2 separate regions of the Homo sapiens genome follow, and region 1 is linked to region 2. The links are chromatin contacts, found by Hi-C or POLR2A ChIA-PET in ENCODE. All regions are on one chromosome and are shown on one strand. The core of a region is the stretch at or near the end of the contact, and the rest is flanking DNA. Distances in the headings are between cores, read along the strand shown.

Region 1 (5,366 bases), core at 1,297-3,796, 130 kb before region 2:
TATCAGTTCTGTTTCTCTGGAGAACCCTGACTAACATACCCAGGTTCCAATCCCAACTTGGCCATATTCTTGTTGTCTGGTGTTGGGTGAGTTACTTAAGTCAGCTGAGCCAAGATCCCCTCATTTGTGAACTGGGGAAAGTAATGTGCCTGTGTCCAAGGGGTGCTGTGAAGATTAAAAGTGATTGTGCACCTGTAGTATTTAGTATAGTTTATAACAGGAGTTGGCACACTTTTTCTGCAAATGGACAGATAGTAAATATATGAAATGTTGCAAGCCAAGATGCAATGTCCTCAACTCTTGAACAACTGTTCTCATGCAAATATTTTTTTTTTTTTTACATTTAAAAATGCAGAAGCCATTCTGAGTCCCTGGGTCATACAAAAATAGACAGCAAGTTGGGTTTGACTCACTGACCATAGTTTGCCAACCCCTCGTTTACAATATGTATTAAACATGTATTGAATACTGACTTCTTGCTACCCTGAAACGTCAAAACTATGAAATAAATAGCATTTGTCTCCTGGGCCCAGAATGCCCTTTCTATAGTCCTTTGCCCTCTTAATGACACCTTTTCTCTGTTTCTTTTGAAGGGGCCTAATAACCATGTATTCTCCTTCTTCACATTCTTTTTGAGATCTGAGAAGAAGCAGAAGTTTTTTAGGATTCCTCTGTTACTTTTTTTTCCTAGGGAAATGTTGTCATATTTTGTCCAAATTCAGTAAAGTGGTGACAGAAGAGTCACATGGTATGCCCTCTGTTCACTCTGGAATAAGCAGAGACACTCATCCTCTATTTGGTGGAAACTTTTCAATGACTGATTTCTATTCCTGACAAAAGACAGTTACCACAGGCACCCTACCTGGGACCCCAGGTTAGATAAAACATAGGAAAAGTTTTGATGAAAAAAGCTTACCCACTCCCCACTCTCATCCCCTGGAGCATTTGCAGAGTTTCACTAAGTCTCTCTAGTATCAGTTTCAGAAGTAAATGTTGAATCACCCATCAACATTTCAGCTATACAATATCTAATATTTGGACACAGACTGAAACCTAAAAGAAGTCCCATCCCCTCCCACCCACCGTGTTCTTCCCATTGACATTTCTTCTTTTTTTCCCCATTGATGTTTCATTTCTCCTCAGAGTACACAGCCTTTTTCAAATTTTTTATTGTGAAAAACTTTAAAGATACAAAATGTTCAAAGAATGGTAAAACAAATACAAATATAGCAGCCATCTAGATTCAGCAAAACTGCTAACATGTGGCCCTATTTTCTTTATCTATTCAGAACACAGTCTCAGCGAAGGGCAGTCTGAAGCATCCTAGAGTACGCCATTGTGAAAGCAGAAAAGGACTCACAATTGGACCAGATTATGTAAAAAACGTTGTCTAGGTAAAGTCAAGTCATCTGCACAGAGACAGAGTTCTCAGTCTTCAGATCCACAGATGCACACACAGGATTGAACCTGATCACATCAATGTTTCCGGACACAAAAGAAGTTACACAGTTATCAAAGTAATCTTGTGAACTATATACTTTGAAAAAATGGTGGGATAAAAAAATTTACATTATCCCGTATAGTCAAGAGGAATCTTATAATGAATAAGAAGTAGTTCTTCTTTGTCAGTTAATGGGGGAATATTTGAACTGGAGCTCAGGGCCGTGAGGAAGTGAATTTTTCTTAGCATAAGTCAAGGGAATAGGGTTGCAAAGATTAAACATATGTTAATGGGAGAAATATGAATCACTCAACAAACCTTAGACAAAGTTTTGGGATAAGTTCAGTTGTGGAGACAAGAACTGAGTAAGTGTTTGCTCTTGATACGTTATGGGGAAAATCAGCTGCAATCGAAAGTAGAAGTTCATACTATTTCACACACAAACACACCACCACCGTCATTATCACCCCTTGATTCCTGGCACTCCAGCTCACACTTCCTCCTCCCCAGGAGGCCAGCTTACATAGACACAAAGACACACATTACTCACTGCTACATAGCAGGATTTAGGAAGCAATTCTGTTCCTTATTTTGTATAGCTGCTGAGTAATAACCTTTGAATATCTCCTGTGGTCCGGGAGACAAAGAGTGAGATGCTACCGAAGCATCTACTTCTCTCATAGGGCCAACCTGAACATACTGATGCAACTAGAGAGATGATAGGGTGAATACTCAAGACTTTCTCTGTTCCAGAGTGTAGCTAGAGACACTCCTGTTCAATAAGGATTTTACTACATGGGCTACAACTTACCTTTCAACAAACAATTTATAGAATTGATTTCTCTCTCTCTCTTTCACACACACACACACACACACACACACACACACACACACACACACACACATTAAGTCCATCACTAACTTTCCTTTTTGCTGATTCTCCTTGTAGCAGTTATTCAAAACTTCAGACACTTCATAGCAGCATCCCAAGAAACAGGATCAGTTCAGGAAAGTTGAACCCCTGTCCCAATTTGGCAGATCATCCTGATTCACATTTTTTAATTCCCTCACTTACTGAGCCAGTCAGCCAGTGTTTATTCAGCACCCAGTATGTGCTAGGCGCTCTGCCAGATGCCACAGTTATAAAGAACAAGCTGCTGCCCAAGGATTATGCAATCTCTTGAACAGTTTGACAGAAAACAGAAAATAACCTGTCAACTTAGTTACCCCTGAGGAAGACCAAGCTACACAACTCAATTCAATGAATCAGAAAGAGATGGTAATTATACAGAAGTTTTTTTTCAAAGGCAACTATCATTTATTTTGTGCTAACTTGATGTCAGGAATCATAGACACAATTCTGGTTTACCTTTTATAGATGTGTCTTAGTAGGTGTCTTTATAGTAGGTGTCTTTAGGCTTATTCAAAAACCACTTTGTGTTTGCCTCTGTTTTTATTTATTTTATCCCACCTTAACACATGTGATTTTGGGGCATTTCATGTTTCATTTTAGTCTGCTTGAAACCAGTTATAGAATAGGCAGGGTATAAATAAATAAATCCAGGCACTGCCAAACTTATACAAATGTTCAATTCCCAGAAGGCCTTACACAACTTGAATTTTTCATAAACCAAAAAAAGAGCTTTCCTACTTCTTTAATATTTTAACATTCTATTCTAAATAGGCCTTCTTAGGCTAAGGAAATGTCCTTGCATTTTGACTACACTTGATCCTTTCCCTGTCACTATTAAAATGGGAATATAGAGGGTAAGTAATAACCCAGGTAACGTTGTGGTAACACAAGCAAATTCAAGGAGAATCAGCACTGAAGCTGAAACTGCAGGAGACTTGAAGCAAAGGCCAAACAAGCTTCTGCCAACTTTGTGCACCCACTTTAAGATATTCTTCATCCTTGTGTTTCCAATCATACACCAAAATTTTCGTCATCTCTAAAATGCCATTATGTGCTTTACAATAGCACAGGGAGGTGGTGGCATAAGAAACTCTCAGATTCCTGCCATAGGTGACCTCATTTTATGTATCCATGACTTGCACTCACCCAGAGATTACTCTAAATTCCTTTAGTAGACACTGCAAAGAGCTCCTGGGGCAAGGACTGTGTCTTATACACAGTGCAGCCTTCCAAAACCTAGCATAGCATCTGGCCTACGGTCAATACTTGATCAATGCTCAGGATTAAGAAACTATGCAGGATACAGGTGACAGTTCATTCAATCGGAAGTCTCCTCATATTGTTGATAGACCCTCTGCTGTTTCTGGGTTTTCCCGGAGCTGTTATTTTGATCCTTAATGACTACAACCAATTCAGGGAAATATGAGGGCATAAGAAATTTGTGTTCAACATTCAATAGTAGGTAAATAGGTTTTATTCCTCAGAAATATTTTACTGAAAATGTTTGCCTGAAAGTATATTTTCTTAGACTGGAAAGATTCTAACTTCTCTGAGCAAGTTCCAGAAATGCTGCAAAGATGATGAAGTTATCATAAATTAGTTCCAGATGTCACCCTTTCTGTAGAAGTTATGAATACCAGGATAAGTTTGGATGGGAAAGAAGGGGTAGGGGGTAAGGATGAAAAGACAGTTTCTATTTTTGTAAAATTTTGGAAGAAAATGTCCGAGAAAACGATTAAAATGCTTATCCTTAATTTAATCAAAGTATTATTTCCTATGTAAATTTTCAAAGGTGTAACTTTCCCTTTACAAATGTCATTTGACTCAGTGTGATCACCACCTATAGAGATTTAAGGCTATGTGTAGATGACTCGGGACTTGCATGCTTTAAAAATATTAAAGAAGCAAAAAGTTGATAAAATAATTTTTAAAGCTGATTACAATTTAAACAATTTAATGGTCCCAAATCAAGCTGCATTAATAATGGAAAGTTCTTGTGGAGCTAAGAGTATGTGGCAAAGATTGAGAGAGCAATTAGGTTAAATCAAGAGTAAGCTGGATCCTTTTGCAATTGAATTGCCTACTTGTCCTGCAAAAGCAAAGACAGGAAGTTAGGCTGATTCCATAGGGTTAGAGAGTGAGCTGTTCAGATAAGGTCAGAATGTAGACTCCAGCCTAGCAATATTATGTGCTGAGGCTAGTGCTAGTAGTGGTGAACAAGACAAAAATACAATACTTGTCCTCAGGAAGCTTACACTCTAGTGACAAAGAAAGACATTGAAAAAAACAACAACAAATTTGATGGGGTGGGGAAAGAGGGTTTCAAAAGTTGGACAGAGTATTAAGAGCATAAATAACAAGAAAACCAACCTCTTCTGTGGTCCAGAAAAGTACATGGTGTTTAAGTTGAAATTTGAAGCTAAATAAGAGTTGACCAGATGAACAGTGAGGCAAAGAGTATTCCAGGCTAGGGAAATGCATACAGACTCTTAGAAGCAAGAGAAAGTAGGGTGGACTCCAGTTCCAGAAAAAGTTCAAAGAAAGTAGAATATGAGAACAAAGAGGCTAAAGAGTTAAGCAGTGTCAGGTGTTGAAGTCCTGATAAACTATGGTAAATAATTCTAGATTTCATCCTCAGTGCCTCAGAAAGCTACAAGTTGGGAAAGGCTTATTGACAACTTTTCAAATCATTTCCAGAGAAAAGGTAATTACTAGTGATGGTACCCTGGGTCTCCAGATATGTTTCAAACATAGTTTTCATTTAAAATTTTGCAACTCATTCACATATTTGAAAAAAATAATAAAGAAAACACTAAATGAGTGGTTTCCTAGAAATCAAATTCAAGTGCAAATGTTCCCACTAATTTGCCTTTCCTCTTTAACATCCCTAATTTGCAATGTAAGCTTTCATTAGGAAGCTATGGTAATGGCTGAAAATCAAGATAACCAATAGAATCAGATGTGTTTTAGGTATTGTGATGGCGAAATGGCACTAGAGTATTTGAGATCCTC
Region 2 (6,030 bases), core at 2,990-5,489:
TTTCTAACTACAACTGGACTAAAGAAAGAGCAATCCAGGCCAGGCATGGTGGCTCACGCCTGTAATCCCAGCACTTTGGGAGGCTGAGGTGGGTGGATCACGAGGTCAGGAGTTCAAGACCAGCCTGGCCAAGATGGTGAAACCCTGTCTCTACTAAAAATACAAAAATTAGCCAGGAGTGGTGGTGGGTGCCTGTAATCCCAGCCACTTGGGAGGCTGAGGCAGAGAATCGCTTGGACCCAGGAGGCGGAGGTTGCAGTGAGCTGAGATTGCACCACTGCACTCCAGCCTGGGTGACAGAGCGAGACTCTGTGTCCAAAAAAAAAAAAAAAAAAACCCAATCCATCATGAAGGAACAAAGAACAGACCCTCACTACTCCCCCTACCCCTTCATTATGTTTTAATACATGTTTACAAAATAGGATTAAGAACTACTCTAGAGGACCATGTACATGATAAGATTATCTTTTATTAGAGATCTTATATTACATATTCCCAAAAAGATATAAAATCTTCCAAGAGAAAATATCAAAACCTGTTGATTCCAAGGTGAACAAAATGATCAAAATGAAAGCAAACATTTTCTTCCAGACAAAGGAATATCAAAACACTTCGGCACAAGTACAACAAAGGCATGGGAAGATCATGATAATGTTTTACATCACATTTTACAGCATTTTATTTTAATCAGTATTTGTAGAAAACAAGGATGCTGAGTTCTTGAACACTGCAGTCACAAACTCAAACTAAAATTTCCAAAAAAAGGAAAGAAAACACTGAACTACTTGGTCAACTGAACATCTGTAATAATAAATGTAACGAAACCTAACCAAATAAATATGCCACTGAGATCACAACTGAAGTGTATGGTTTTTAGTGTGTGCCAGAGACATTAAATTATTTAATCAGTTTTTGACTACAACCCAAAGCAAAGCATCCTCTCTGTTTCCCTGATGATTTATTCTAAAAGTAACCTTAAAAAGCAGAAACTTGCTGGTTAAAGAGAATTTCTGCTTTACCTGTGAACTGCTGGTAGCAACACAAGCTGAATAAAACCCCAGACTGACATGGGACAGATCCATCGCAAACAACCAGAAGTGGCAAAACCACTGTTATTGCATCAAGATTTTTTTTTTATTTCATCTGATCACAATTTCGAGAATGATTAAGCACACCCACTTAACCACAGACAAACTGAACTCCCACAGGAAGGTTATACATTTAAGATGCAATGAAAATACTGATCTCATTCCTGGGATTTGCTTCTGGCAACCCTAACATCTGTAGATGTCCACAAAAAGGAAGTCCTTTTTCTTTTTTTAGTTTTTTCCCAAAATATGTGGAAGAAAACTTACGGTACATGTTTATTGCATGAAATTACCCCTTGTAATATCTTTATCAACACTGGTATTGTTTCCTTAATTATTAAAGGTGAAGGAGTTTATGAATTTAACATAACAATAATCTTAGGAGCTGCATCTTGAGTGAAAATCCAGATGATAATCAAACTAAATGGTGAAAGAGAAATTGGGTTTTTATTTCTCTATAAAGATGTTGGAATGACAAGAGGTAAATGGAGGTTGAAAGCCACAGAATATGAAATCAATTATCTCAAAGAGAATTTTCAAAACTGTACATACTCAAAGACTCCTTTCTATGCTAAAATTGCATAGTCTAAATGTCGCTATTATTTTAATGTTAAGGAAACAATAATCCCAAATAAATTTTATTAAAAGCACTGTAATGGCACACGGGCTCAGAACTTCACTTTAAGGTTAGCACATACAAAAGTTGAGAACTGAATGAACAAACATATTCCTTAGTAAGATAAACCATGATGAGCTACATAAAAGTGGGTTTCAAAACAAGATCAATTTTAAAGCATTCTCTCTTTAATATAGTTAACTACTGTGAAATGGAAACAGTAGCTGGATTTTGCATTTTACAAAATCCTTGCTTCAAGTTGCAGTTTCCTTGGCAGCAGCACATTTTAATTAACAATATTTTCCTTCCTTGTTTTGTTTTCTGACATCTCAGTACATTCAAATAGTCAAAATGTTTAGAGTAACATCACCACAAATTTAATGAAACAGATCAGAATGTGGCCAGCATTGTCAGGCAAAAATTACACAATTTATGTGTCATAGAAAGTACCCACCCTCTCCCAGACCCCACAACATTCCCCCTTCCCCAAACAGTAATATGGACACTGATTTAACAAGACTTATAAAAAAATAAGGCACATTTATTTTGATATGGTAATTTTAAAATAGAAACCCCTTCTCAGAACACCTGTATTCAAATGAGCTGTGTAAAAAGACACCTTGTGGTACCTAAAATAGGTTTATGGTACCTATGGAATTGCTTCTATTTTAGTGAAGATGGAATAAATTGCACCCATCCCACATTGTCAAGTAATGAAAATATGCCTCTTTTTCTACTGTTGAATGATTCAAAATCAGGTATTTCTGGAAATACTTAGAAAGGGTAGGAAGGGAAGGAGAAGGTCAAGAGGTACATCAGAAAAAGGTATAAAAATCATCTACGTTAATCATAAGGGTGGATGGATTGCACTTTTCCACTTATTTCAACACATAATTTTTCTAACTAGTATGAATGATTGCAACCATTTTGGCCATTAGCTTTTACCCACAAACATTTTATTCCATTTCAGCCAAATAGGTGTTTTTGTAAAACTGATGATCAACACACAGATACTTTTAAGAATCTCTTCGCAACCCCCAACACAGACATAATTAGTTAGCATTTAACCTGAGATACAATCTGTTGAGAGGCTGTCTTTAAATATTTCTTCATTTGTTGCATCAATTCATACTGATGGTGGTAGTTCATGGGAGAAAGTTTAAAAAAAAAGAATCTTGATTGATAGCATGGCTTTTTTTTTTTTTTTTTTTTTCTTACTGTACTGGTAAAAGAAAAAAGAAAAAACCCACAGAATCACAGAATTCATGTTCTCACAGTAGCCAGAAGCTAAAATAATGTGCTTCTTTATTGCACGTCAAACCAAGAAAGGTATAAAAGCCAATGATTCTCAATCCAAATGTGAAAGTCAGGTTCACCTCAACTGGATTCGGAATGTGCTGATTTCCATTGGACTCAAGTTGATCTCACTTATATTCTGAGTGCCGGGAGGTGAATGCATCAAGGATAGTGATGAAGGTGTGAGACTTTCGACAATAAACTTGTTTAAAAGTTTCTGTACCAATATCTGAAAAGTAAATGATAAAATTTACATATTTAGATCAACTTTGAAGATTAGCAGCACAACTACATATTCTGTGAAAATTAGTATGAGAAGGAATAAAACAGTATGTTGAAGTTCTCTTTTGAGGAAAAAAGGGTGGATTAAATATACATATATGTTATTAAATATACATATATAAGTTCTCTTTTACAGAAAAAAGGGTGAATTAAATATACATATATACATGCTTGAACATACAGACTACGCTTGGAAGGGAACAGGAAACCAGTAATGGTCATGAGCAACATATTCTGCATTCCTTTTTGTATTGCTTGAGAATTTTATCATGCACAGGGGCTTTTTCAATAAAAGAAAGGACCTCCAATGGCCAAGAAGCTTTAAAAACATCCTCATTCTCTTTTAGTCAATACTTACCCCTAACAATGGTAGTCCTCAACCACTTTTTCCTGTTCCAACAGAGTTAAGAGAGAGCACACAGGCTCACTACAAGGAGGGATCATTATGTCATTGAGTCCCAGTCTATAGAGGTGGACAGGTCATTTGGAAAGTATTTCCCTCACCGCTGCCATGTTATCTGTCTCTCTGGATCGTATAACCCCCTTATGACTCAAGGCCTTAATGTCAGAATGCTCAGAACCAAGTAAACTTAGATCATCAACAATACAATAGAGTGCAAATACAGTATAATAAAAAAGTAATAAAAATATCAGTGCTTTCTTGGCACCAGCTCCAAGCAGGGTAGGGTAAAAGAAATGTAGAAGCTAATCTATCTAAGTAGGTTCAGGGCTCCTACCACATTTTTCTTATCTTTTTGGACCCCACACACATGCTAATTTGTAGGGTTGGAACTGAATCACTTGAGTCTGGTCTACAGCATTATTTATGAGGTTTTGGAGGAAAGCTGGGTCAGCTGAGCTGCCTGGTGAGGCAGACCTGCCTGTGTACCTAAATCAGCCCAGCTGCCTTCTCTGAGTCATGGCCCTTTCAGTGACAGAGGCAGGAGATTGGAGGTTTGTTTCCTTTCAAGGACAGGCTTGATGGAACTGCCAGAAAGACCAACTTGAAGAGAAATAAACAATAGGCAGCCAGCAAGCTGTGTTCAGACTGAGGATCTGTTTGGCCTGCACGGTGTGTTGACTCATATGCAAATCTGCATTAATCAGAAGACCAAGACCTACATTTATTTCCCAAGGGAAAACAACTGATTGGCGCTACGTACAGCTGCCTCCTGGGCTGTGGGTGGATTATCCCACTAGCCTACAGTCTCAATTTTCCCAGTTGCTTCTTTATGGCTACCTCTATAAGCTTCAGTTATTATAAACTTGCCTTGGCCTCTGTAGGACTTAGGTTTACCAATGCTGAACTAGATGATATGTGAGCATGTGTGGTTCAGGGGAGGAGAAAACTGGGGGACTGGGAGCAAGGCACTTTGTAGGCTGGAAATAGAAGGCCTAGGAAATAACAAGAGCATTGCCTTCAAATGTGCATAAATTCCAGCTATGCCTTTTGATGTCAACAAGGAAAGGAGGCTGAAGTTTTGAGAAAGTGCATTTTTCAGATGGGGAGATTCAAACTAATTTGCAGACTGATGAAACTGAGACAGTAAAGAAGCAATGAAACATGATCTTATTGTCAAGATCCTTTGCAGAAAGAGGATTTCAAAGCACACTAACAGTAAGCAAAAATAACCTTTTCAACTTACCTTTCCCTGAGTAGTAGAACAAAACAGCCCTGTGCCTTTGCTAGAGAACCGACAATCAAACCCTTTTCTGTGGAGGATCAAGGCTGCCTCATTGGAGTGCCCATTGCCCACCTGCAAATGAGCAGAATGCAGTCACACCGCGCAGACAATAAAGCAAATATTTATGGTACTTCACACACCACTCTCTCGATGTCAGCATCCAAAAGCACATTTATTTAGCAAGAAAGTTAGGCAAATTCATTTCTCCTCAGGTCCATGCTCACTGCCCATTCACCTGCTACCATTCTCTCCTACTTGTACTGAGCCAGGTAAGATTATGTTCTAAGGTTCCTTGTTAGGTAACCTCATGCCTTGGTTTCCCCTATAATCCCCGAGGACTTAGGTTTCCTTATGTCCATACATTATATATTGTTTTATTAAAGTTTATTCAAATAAAGCATTATGTTTTCGTCTTATTTTTCAAACACACACATCAGTTGAATAAACTGCACCTGAACTTAGTCCTTATCTGGTCATTGAATGACATACCATCTAACTTAAAAGTCACACATGCTTCTTTATTGAACATTAATTTTTGCTAACTGCATTCTTAATCTTTGATGTACTGATTCATTATTTTTATATCAGAGCTATTTAAATTTAGTTATGCTTTCACTTGGTAGGCCAGCTCACATTTACCAGCTTGATGTATCATTTAAATTGATACTGCAGAAGCTATTGTTGATAGGCAGGCAAAAATAAAAATACTAAACATGACAAGTCAGCTAAGAGGGTCAGTATACCTTTTCTTGCAATAAAATTTCTCATATCCATTTAAGTATCAATGTCATGAATGGTTTAGGCCTCTGAATATTTTAAAATACAATTATCTTAATAAATTTTGTTTCCTAAAGTTGGAAGGTGTTTATGATAAATGAATTAAAAATCCCTGGAAAAATTAAGAAACATACAGTTTTTGAAAAGAGTCATGTGCTGCTCAGCACTGACATTGTGATAAAACTGATTCTTTCCTCTGTTCTCTGGCCACAGACAGGAATATGCCCAAACGCCTGATCATCCTCACTAGGGGATAAGATTTTTTAATGTACTAAAGAGACATCTT

Evidence for each region. A loop is a pair of places that touch in the nucleus more often than their neighbours do. ChIA-PET counts read pairs that join two places held with the same protein, here RNA polymerase II (POLR2A).
Region 1: a map of PC-3 shows a loop between it and region 2 (2.5-fold over the local background). The contact joins two enhancer-like sites. A Hi-C loop is called at or near these places in 1 of 168 maps with a recorded cell type or tissue (PC-3). POLR2A ChIA-PET finds 5 or more read pairs at or near these places in 2 of 52 experiments (activated T-cell and activated naive CD4-positive, alpha-beta T cell).

The regions. Positions count from the first base shown.
Region 1 is chr5:109,997,496-110,002,861 of GRCh38, reverse strand. No RefSeq gene overlaps it. Among named protein-coding and RNA genes, the nearest start is that of LINC01848, 120 kb to the right of the region's middle. Within about 2 kb of position 2,546, at least 9 of the 41 ENCODE cell types and tissues checked have a DNase peak (open chromatin) inside an H3K27ac peak, as active enhancers do; they include PC-3, where a contact is called at or near this core.
Region 2 is chr5:109,864,045-109,870,074 of GRCh38, reverse strand. MAN2A1 (mannosidase alpha class 2A member 1) reads right to left here. Exons shown (of 22, transcript NM_002372.4): 21 at 4,929-5,039; 22 at 450-3,229. The coding sequence ends at 3,077. Among named protein-coding and RNA genes, the nearest start is that of LINC01848, 16 kb to the left of the region's middle. Within about 2 kb of position 4,239, at least 7 of the 41 ENCODE cell types and tissues checked have a DNase peak (open chromatin) inside an H3K27ac peak, as active enhancers do; they include PC-3, where a contact is called at or near this core.